Linked DNA regions of Homo sapiens: region 2 is linked to region 1. A link is an interaction called in ENCODE POLR2A ChIA-PET data of the cell type or tissue named here. Cell type or tissue: PC-3. All regions are shown on one strand. Each heading gives the region's core, and the rest is flanking DNA. Links, peaks and the distances in the headings are about the cores only. Region 1 overlaps ST7 (suppression of tumorigenicity 7). Region 2 overlaps LOC124901731 (a long non-coding RNA gene).

What was found. Peaks named below come from ENCODE experiments on the same cell type or tissue, not always from the same donor. Only the 100,000 strongest peaks of a DNase experiment are listed, where the experiment ranks them.
Region 2: POLR2A ChIA-PET joins it to region 1 with 18 read pairs; 2 of 35 experiments call an interaction of 5 or more read pairs at or near these places.

The regions. Positions count from the first base shown.
Region 1 is chr7:117,006,295-117,011,681 of GRCh38, reverse strand. All of the region lies in intron 1 of ST7 (suppression of tumorigenicity 7), which reads right to left. Among named protein-coding and RNA genes, the nearest start is that of MIR6132, 11 kb to the left of the region's middle. RefSeq lists an enhancer at 597-676. In PC-3, for the core only: no CTCF peak of the experiment used is centred there; DNase peaks (open chromatin) are centred at 1,131 and 2,301; H3K27ac peaks cover 1,535 bases.
Region 2 is chr7:116,813,994-116,819,380 of GRCh38, reverse strand. All of the region lies in intron 1 of LOC124901731 (a long non-coding RNA gene), which reads right to left. Among named protein-coding and RNA genes, the nearest start is that of CAPZA2, 46 kb to the left of the region's middle. In PC-3, for the core only: no CTCF peak of the experiment used is centred there; no DNase peak of the experiment used is centred there.

The DNA.
Region 1 (5,387 bases), core at 133-5,132:
TATAGCATTTGGCACCCCTGAATCCCATCCCAGAGTCCTGCTACAATTTAACCCTTCGTGATCCAGGTTGGAGAAAGAATCATTACTGAATCAAGAGACCTGGAGTCTAGCCAACACGGCCACTCATTACCTCTCTGATCTAAGATAAATTCTAGAACCCCTGTATGTATCTGTTCCTTCACTGGTAAAATGAGGAGGTGGAACTGGAAAATCCCTAAGATCTAGTCCAACTTTAATAATCTTGGACTCTACTTTAAACCAATTACAGTCAGAGGAGAAAACTCAAGTAACTCCTGCTGATACCTACTCCTTTTCTAGCCCCCACTGTCCCCTCTTCTATCCTGCCAGGGCTTTGGGAACAGCCCCTCCTCAAAGGAGCCAGGATGTATTGTCCTAATTCAGCGTGTTTATGTTGGATGCTGATGTTCTGGGGAGCCTCCTCCTGTTTACAGGGACACTGTTCCTTTCTAGGCAGACCCCCAGTAACTCAGCCTGGTGGTAAGTAGACAGATACACACACACACATTAACACACACACACACACACAAAATACTTAAACTGTTGGAGGATCTGCCTACTAGAGGGTTCATGGCTCATGACCTGGTGGGTCACACCTCTTAGGACAATGTGGCCTGGGTGCCAGCAATAAAGCTTCTGAAGGAGACCATTCTTCCAGGACTTGATTGAGACAGCTGGACACAGAGTGTGAAGCTTTTCATAGAGGACAGCTCAGGGGCTGAGACATAGCTCTCCTCTCTTTCTCTTTCATGGCTTCCCTCCCTGGACTAGTGCCTGCCACGCGAGTCCACGGTCCTCTACCCTCCTCAGAGGAGAACGAGCATGGCTTCCACTTCACTCTTCCCTCTTAAATCAGAAAATCACAGCTTTATCATAATATCTTACATCGCATTTCCAAATTATACAATAACCGACTTTGTTATTACACATGTTTTAAAATACCAGGGTTGGATTATAAATGTTCACTCTATTTTTCTGCATTTCAGAAATGAAAATAGGGGGTTTTCCCTCTAGTCTCAATTCTCACCAACATGTGAGAGCTAAGTCAAAATGCCTTAAGGTTATGTCACATCCCAATTTCACCTTATTACTAAGTCAGAACAAACATTATCTAAGATATCTCATCTTGCTGCTCTCCCAGGCCTCTTACCACCCACTCCAGCCTGCATCTGCATCAGCATTTCCTTTTCATGTTTTGTCATCCTCATTGGCTTTGCTTACTGAGCCCCAAGTCTACCTCATGGCCTATCCCAAAATGTGAGAAGACTCCACTAAAAAAAGGATTATCTGGATGCAGAAGATTCCTAGAGCGTATGCCCAGCTCCTCCCATTACTGGGCTCTACTCCCAAGACCTCAAAATTTAAGTAAGCTAAGACAGATGAGCATCTAGCACTAACCAGATAAAAGAACTACCCTATGAAGTGAGGAGAGAATTCAGCTACTCAACTCAATATCATGACCCAGACCAGTGCTCCACATTCTCCATGGCACTAACCAGACTAGTTACTAGCTACCTAGAACCTAGAACCAAGGCAATGGTTCTGAGAAATTGTCAGTTACTTTCACAGATAACAATCATCCTTATTGAGCACAAAAGCATAATTATGACCAAACGCATGAGTAAAACATAATAAAAGATCTGCTTAACCAAACTCCAAACCTTCAGATAAGGGCTCTTTCTGGATACACAACACCTGTTTGTTGTTATGCTTTAAAAGGATGGTGGCAATAGTGGCAGGATCCCCGGTTCTCAGTGGCTGCAAAGCACAGATCTCTTACATGGTTGTAGGGCCACTCCCTTCTTACAGTGGCCTCAAGAGAACTAAAATCAAGTAACCACAGCTGGAAAAAGGAGGTAAATAACTTTTATAAGAGGTGCTGTGTGGTCTCCCTATCACTGATGTTTTAACTCTATCAGAAGATGACTATAAAAAAGGACATTGGGTTTATGTGTTTAAGGTTAGCCAATTAAAAAAAAATATAGCAATTAATCTTGATGTATAATTAGCAGTCATGAGAAACATTACTAAAGTTACTAAAATGCCTGATAAAAATAAGAAAGATTAAGATTTTCGTCCTACAAATATGAATCCAACAATAAATATGCTTATTCATTTTACATCCTGACAGTGATGGTCATTTTATATACATTTGAATCAAAGCTCTAGTGTAATGATCAGAATCAAACTATAGGTTTGTACAACAAACAGGGAGGTACCCAAGCCAGACATATCCCTCTGTAGAAAAGCTTCTTTAGGCAAACCACAGACCTTCCTGTGTGGTTTTGGTCTGTTCACATGATTGGCAAAAGGAACCACTGGAAAATAAGCAAAGAAAGTCATAAAAAATAGTCATGAATGGACTAGTGTGGGTTGTCCCAGAGGCCAAAAACAAAAAAAAAAAAACAAAAAAAAAGTGGAGAAGTTCTTTAAGGAATTTCTTAGCTGTAGCATACAGCTGCAGTTCTAGGTAAGCAAAGAAGATCACAAATTTCCATGGTACTACAAAACAAATCATTCTCAATGTTTTCTAGCAGGAGCTGGCAAATCCTTTTTATAAAGGGCCAAATAGTAAACAGTTTAGATTTTGTGGGACCATCTGTTCTCTGTCACAACTACTCTATTGTTTCAGTGCAAAAATAGTCATAAACAATACATAAATTAATGTAGCCATGTTCCAATAAAACTTTATTTATAAACTTTGAAATTAAATTTCTTGTAATGTTCACATATCATGACGTATTCTTTTGAAAATTTTTCAGCGATTTAAAAATGTTAAAAAAAAAGTTAGCTTATAAATCTCACAGAAACAGGCAGCCCATGGGCTACAGTTTGCCAAACCCTGTTCAACAATATTTACTGTGGTTGATTTGACCTTTCTCTGCAAGAGCTCTAATCTTCAATTAGGTCTCTGCCATTGACAAGACTCACGAAGATAATGGAATCCATCAACAACTGCCTGATTGCATCAGGGTCAGAAATTCAAGAAAAGTTTCATCCCAATTCCCTTCATTTCTGATGATACTATGAACAATACCTCATTCCCTATCACATTAGAACTGGTGATAAATGCTCAATTTCTGAGAAATTGTCAACTACTTTCCCAGATAAGGAAAACCACATACCTCCAATCCACATACATCTCTAGCCCTTGAAGATTATATAAAAATGGAAATCATGGGCTAAGATTTCCAAGTCTCTTCAATTATATTATAAGCCAGGAAAACTTTCTATAAAACATACTCATAGTGTAGAACACAAGTAATAGCTAGTTTGTCTGAGAAAATCTGACCCTGTTCACCAACAATTGCTGAAAGGGAATTCTTGAGAAACAAGAAACAGACTACAATCCTAACTGCACAGTTAATTAATTTGGTTAGACATTTCACAACAGTATCACTTCATTTATGAAATGAAGAACTTAAAATTATTTCTGAGGTTTTTTTCTAGCTCTAAAATACAACAATTCTGTAATGAGTTACGCTGATCATGATACCTACCTCATTAAGGGTTTCGGCAGATTTCTATTAAAGTTCACATGGATGACTTTTTTTGTCATTAGCCTTCAGATAAGAAGCAGATAATTTCCTCTCTGCTTTTTTGTCTCTGGTTTTTTGAAAGGCTATTGAAAATATATTTCTAATCAAGACAACTGCTACATTCTTAAAATTTTAACACAGATTCTTACAGTTTTAACACAGATATAGGTGATTCTAAGAGAAAATGTAGTGAAGTGTATTACTTGGAAAATGTTTCTAGAGACAGACATTTGTGCCTGTGCAACTATAGACTTCAAATTCATAGAGACAGAAAGTAGAATGGTGATTGCCAGAGGCAGGAGGAAGAAGAAAATGGGGAGTTGTTTAATGGGTACAGAACTTCAGTTTCGTAAAATGAAAAGAATTCTGAAGACTGGTTGCATGGCAATGTGAGCATGAGCTCCTAAGAAGACAGTCAGCCTGTCCTGTGAAGCTTTGAAGCCAGGCATTGACTTCTCTCCAGCTATGAAAGGCCTAGATGGCATCTTCCTCCAATATAACACTGTTTTCACCTACACTGAAAATCTGTTGTTGAGTGTAGCCACCTTCATCAGGTATCTCAGCTAGACCTTCTTGATAATTTGCTGCAGCTTCTACATTAACACTTGTACTTTACCTTGCACTTTTATGTTATGCAGATGGCTTCTTTCACTAAACCAAATAAACCAACCTCTGCTAGCTTCAAAGCGTTCCTCTGCAGCTTCCTCACCTCTCTCAGCCTTCATAGAACCCCTGAAGAAATTAAAGAGAGTTCCTTGCTCTAAATTAGACTTCGGCTTAAGGGAATGTTATGGCTGGTTTGATTTTCTATCAGACCACTCTAACTTTCTCCATATAAGCAATAAAGCTGTTTCATTCTGTTACATTTGTGTGTTCATTGGAGTAGCACTTTACATTTCCTTCAAGAATTTTTCCCTCGCATCCATATCTTGGCTAACTGGCACAAGAGGCCTAGCTTCTGGCCTATGTCAGCTTTTGACATGCCTTCGTCATTAAGCTTAATCATTTCTAGCTTTTGATTTAAAGTGAGAGGCATATGACTCTTCCTTTCACTTGAACACTTATAAGTCACTGTAGGGTTATTAATTGGCCTAATTTCAATATTGTGTCTCAGGGATTAGGAAGGTCGAAAGAGAGGGAGAGAAACTAGAGAAGGGTAGGTCAATGGAGCAGCCAGAACACACACACTTATCAATTAAGCTCTCTGTCTTATATGGATGTGGTTTGCGGCACCCCAAAACAACTACAATACTAACATCAAAGATCACTGATCACAGCTCACCATAACAGATATAATAATGAAAAGGTTTGAAATATTGTAAGAATTACCAAAATGTGAGTCAGAGACATGAAGTGAGCATGTGCCATTGGAAAAATGGCACGACAGATGCTCAATGCAGGGTTGCCACAAACCTTCAATTTATAAGAAGTGCAGTATCTGCAAGGCAGAATAAAGCAAAGTGCATCAAAACAAGGTGTGCCTCTATATGGTTAGGGTCAGAATAACTGGCTAAACTAATTATAAAAGTTTGGTAGGAATTAGGTATATTTCTGTTCTTACATTTGTTGAAAAATATTAACTTTAAATGGCAATTATGCAAAGCTTATACAAATTTTAATTGTGAATAAAAAGACATAAAAATATAAAGAAGGAATAAACATTGTGCTGTTACATCTAATGCCTAGCAATGCTTGTTGAGTCAACAATTGAACTAGCTTGAGTAGAAAGCAACTCCTGAAGTCTAAGAAAGGGTACAAACCATTCAGAATAGGTAGTCATGCTACACTGCTACTGACTGGTGATAGCATTCTGAAAACACAAGGATGGTA
Region 2 (5,387 bases), core at 70-5,069, 190 kb after region 1:
AAGACTTGAGGAAGGGCTGTTGGTGGTCAAGAGTTCTATTTTTACTTGTTAAACTGGAGGTGCTTGTCACATGATGATGCCAAAGAGACAATTAAATGTATGAATTTAGAGTTCAAGGGAAGATGTGAATTTGGGATTTGACAGATGTTAAACTATAGGACTGGATAATGTTACCTATGGAGGGAGGGAGGATGGAAAAAATGAGGCTCTAGGACTGAGCCTAAGTTCTCCAACATTTAGCATTTCTGCTTGGGAAAACAGTTAAGCACAGGAGACTGAGAAGGATCTTTCTGTGGCATATGTGGAAAATCAGGATGGTGTGGTGTCACTGAAGCTGAGAAAAAAGCTAACCAAGGAAGAAGTGATCAATTGGGTTAAATGCTGTTGAGAAGGAGTACAAAATTGAAGGCAGAATCAACACCATTGGTGACTTTCACAAGAGCAGATCCGGTGGAATGAGAGATGGGAAACATGACTGGAGTGAATCCAGGAAAGAAGGAGGCCTGCAAGTAGAGGTTGTGTCTTTCAAGACATTTTACTGTGCAAAAAAAGAGAGAAATTTAATATTGCTACTACTTACTGATTCTACCCTGTGCTAGACATTTTTGCAGATGTTATTTACATTGTTCACAACAACCTTCGAGGTATTTTTAAATTTCCATTGTATAGATAATTAAAAAGAGGATCAAACGGGTAAAGAAACTTTCATAAGGCCACATCATTAGCAATGGCAGAGCTGGAATTCAAGCCCAGATCCTTCTTAGTTCAAGTCCTATCTCATTCTGTTACACCATTTTCTCACTGGAGCATTGGGTTACTCCACTGGGATGATTTGCAGTGACCTAAGAATTCCCTCTCAATTTCTGGGTGGAAATACATTTTTTGAAAGTTATTGCCATCCTGAAATTTCACTATTTGGGATTAAAGAAAACCTGTTCTTGAAGGTTTTTCAGACTTATTAAACAGAATTTTTTTTTTTTTTTTTCTGAGATGGAGGTTTGCTCTTGTTGCCCAGGCTGGAGTGCAATGGCGCAATCTTGGCTCACTGCAACCTCTGCCTCCCAGGTTCAAGCGATTCTCCTGCCTCAGCCTCCCGAGTAGCTGGGATTACAGGCATGCGCCACCATGCCCAGCTAATTTTGTATTTTTAGTAGAGACAGGGCTTCTCCATGTTGGTCAGGCTGGCCTTGAACTCCCGACCTCAGGTGATCCACCCACCTCAGCCTCCCAAAGTGCTGGGATTACAGGCATGAGCCGCTGCGCCTGGCCTAAACAGAATGTTAACATGATTTTAAATATTGTCTATAAGCTCATGACATCCCACCTTTTTCTCAATCCAGAACTTTCCTTTGGGTTCTGGGCTCATGCATTCAATTTGACATTTGAATGTCTTACAGGCATTTGAAAAGTGACATACCCCAAATGGTATTATTGACTTCCACACCCTCCTCTTCCAATTGTCCACATATGAGTAAATGGTGACAGGATCCTTGTCCTTTAACTGCTTATTGCAGAAACCTAGTAGTCATCTCCTAATCCTCTCTTTCCTCGTCTTCTACATCAGATCCATCAAGAAGTATGTCCATTCTTCCTTTAAAAGATGCCTCAAATCTGTCTGTCCTTTTCCACCTTCAGCATTCCCATTCTTGCTACTGCCCACCTGAAGTGGGTCTTTCCCACACCAGCATCTCGCCTGTCAATGTTAATTTCCTTCTAGCACTTATCCCATGCTGTTATAACTTAGTTTCATGTTTTGTCTGTTACATGTCTCCCTCTCTAGAATGTAAGTTCTATGAGGATAGGGACTCTATTTTCATTACCGTTGTGTCCCCAGTGTTTAACATAATTAACACAATGCCAGGCACATGATAGATGCACACCAATATTTTGGTACATGAATGAAAGGATGAATGAAAACATAATTTCCATGTGGAAGGTGGGGGCCGAAGTCAAGGAAATACCCCCAGCCAACTGTGACTAAAACAACAATGCTTTCCCCCAAAATAACCCACCCAAAGTCAGCAAATTCAGTCTCTCCACAGTCTTTGGGACACTGTGGCTCCTGGGGCTAGCTCCCTGCCAATGACATCCTTTCCTTCTCCTTCTCCTGGGTAAGTTGCACATTATTCTTCTTTGACATGGCAGTAATACAAAGGACAGCTTCTTGTTCAGTAGTTTACAAAGCACATGCAGGTATGTAACTTTAATAACCTGTGAGATAGGGAATCATGTTTTACAGATGGGACATTTGAAGAGTAAGTGAATATGAGTTGGTAAAAGCTGAGCTGAGTGTTGGGCCCTCTTGACTCTAGTTCAACTCTGCTTTCCACATAGCGCTCTTATATTTTCTATAAAAAGGATATCATAACCAATTTCAAAGTATAATAATGTTGTAAGGTCAATATTATGTGATTTGCCTAAGCATAGAAACCCTTCTGTTGAAAAGGGACATCTACTTAAGAATTCTACTTAGGGTTCAGCTTGCTCATTTCTGAAAACTAGGAAATAAGCTAAAGATTGTAATGATTTATAACTTACTGAGACCTTTTTTTTAAAAAAGAAACACAGTCTCACTCTGTTGCCCAGGGGCATGATCATAGCTCACTATAGCCTTGAACTCCTGTGCCCAAGCAATCCTCCTGCCTCAGCCTCCCGAGTATCTGGGACTATAGGCATGTGACACCATGCCCAGCTAATTTTTTAATTTTAAGTTTTGTAGAGATGGGGTCTCACCATTTTGCCCAGGCTGGTCTTGAACTCCTGGCATCAACTGATCCTCCTGCCTCGGCTTCCCAAAGTGCTGGGATTACTGGCATGAGCCATTGTGCCCAGCCTATTGAGATCTTTACATGTAATGATCTCACTTGTTCCTCAAAATAACCAAGGGAAATAGGTAGAATCGGTTTTATTATCCTCATGTTTGAGACAAGTTATCTGAGGCTTAGGAAGGAAAGGGCTTAAGGTTATCTGTTTATAGGACATTGATTAAAAGCAAGAATTCCTAAAGGAACACTACCTGTGTTTGGTTTCTGGTAGTAATACAATCTTGGGTGAATTCTATAATCCTCTGTGGACTAGTTTTTTTTTTTTTAATCAAAATGAGGATAATAATAGTATGTAGCTCATCAGATGGGGTAAAGATTATATTTGTTAATCAATATAAAGCATTTTATGTAATGTTTGGCACATGGTAATCTCTCAATAAATGCTAACTGTTAAAAAGTGACTAAGCCAGGCCTTGGACCAGTTCTTTGCTCTAACTTCGTTTCATTCAAGTTTGTCATATACTTATAAAATCAAGTGGCAACAAATTTCTTTTGAAATGCTCTTTTGGGGAGCATCTTAGGCCCAAGAATGTCTTGTTTAGATTTTTACTTAACTCGTACCTGAATTGCAGAAAAAAGATAAAAATTTAACGTTGCTACATCTTATGAAATCACTGGATAGGAAGTAATTTTGGCAGAGAGTATGCTGAAGATCATGATATCAACATAAAAAGTTGTTCTTTTTCATTTTTAGTTTTCTTCCAAACCTTAAGAATGTGGCAAGCTCTTTTTATTATGACACATGCTCAGACTTACCGTATGTCAAAGGAGAAAAATTTTCTTTCAACATTGCATGTTTAACATATCAGAGGCTGCATCAATTATTTATCACTTTTTCTGTCTCTTTGATTTCTGTGCAGAATATGTTATTCCAAGACCTGGATTAATTTAATCAATATATTTTAAAAAAGAAAACCAATGGGAGTAATACCAAGAACAGAAGCCATGGTCCTCAGAACCCGGAAACTTAAAAATTATTATGACCGTGGTTAACTCCCCAGGCAAACTCACATAAAACAAATCAATATTATCTGTCCTTATTAACAGGTTACTTCATTCAAACAAAAGTTCTTATGGAGCAGATACTGCTTTCTTCAAATTCCCATGTTTGGCAAAATCTTAATCTTTGCCATGGGTTTTCAGTTTCTCAGAAGGAGAGAAATGACATTCCTTTCTCAAAGGAACTGCTTTGATTGCCACTCTATTCTCTTTTTGGTTTGTCTGCAATCTCTGTAGCTTATCTGGCCACACATCTTTCTGAGGCTCTCCTATGGGAGCACGAAGCTGAAGGGCAGATCCTCAGTACCAAGGCTAGGTCTTGAGGTTGGCGCTGGTTAATTTTGAGTTTTCAGCCACTGCCACCTCCTTATCCCAAGAGAACTCCATGCCATTCCCCTACTTCACACTGGAAGAGTCTTCCCTGATGTCCAGTGACAATTTTAATTTTGAGGTTAACACTGAATTGGGTAGTAATCTTCATCTCTGCCACGTGCAAAGTCTCATCTAGTTTTATATTTCTGTTTTTAGTTTTTATTTTTTTGTTTTGAGACAGTCTTGCTCTTTCGCCCAGGCTGGAGTACAGTGGCTCGATCTTGACTCACTGCAACCTCCACCTCCCGGATGCAGGCGATTCTCCTGCCTCAGTCTCCTGACTAGCCGGAATCCCAGGCGCCTGCCATCATGCCCAGCTAATTTTTGTATTTTTAGTAGAGATGGAGTTTCACCATATTGGCCAGGCTAGTCTGGAATTCCTGACCTCAAGTGATCCACCCACCTCAGCCTCCCAAAGTGCTGGGATTACAGGCGTGAGCCACTGTGCCCGGCGGAGTTCTACATTTCAAACAATGCTGGAGATGCCCTTTAAGATCTTTACGGTTCACTTTCTAAAAAGTGGGAAAATAAAGATGACCTTCTACTTTGGAATTTCGTGAGAGTTATAGCATGATAAGATTGGAAGAGCTACTCTTTAGAGCTGGAAAAACTGGGTTGAAATCTTGGCTCTGTTACTAGCTGATTAACGTGGATAAATTTTTAATCCATCCTTAATTTCAGTTTTCTTATCTCTAAAATGATCATACTAACACTAAGTGGTAAGCTATTTTGAGGATTAAAAAAATGATGTATATGAGTTTCAATGCCCGATGCATAGTAAATCCTTGGCTTTTTTTTCTCTCATAGCGCAAGTACCATGAGGAACTAAGCTTTATGTCAGGGGCTCACAGACACATTTGGTGTGGCCTGAGCAATTTTATTTTTTAAAAAATGGGTTGGCCAGGTACGGTGGCTCACGCCTGTAATCCCAGCACTTTGGGAGGCCAAGGCGGGCGGATCATGTGGTCAGGAGTTTGAGACCAGCCTAGCCAACATGGTGAAACCCCATATCTATTAAAAATACAAAAATTAGCTGGGTGTGGTGGTGCGCACTTGTAATCCCAGGACTTGGGAGACTGAGGCAGGAGAATTGCTCGAACCCAAGAGGTAGAGGTTGCAGTGGGCCAAGATCAATGCCACTGCACTCCAGCCTGGGCGATAGTGCAAGACTCAGTCTCGGGGGGAAAAATG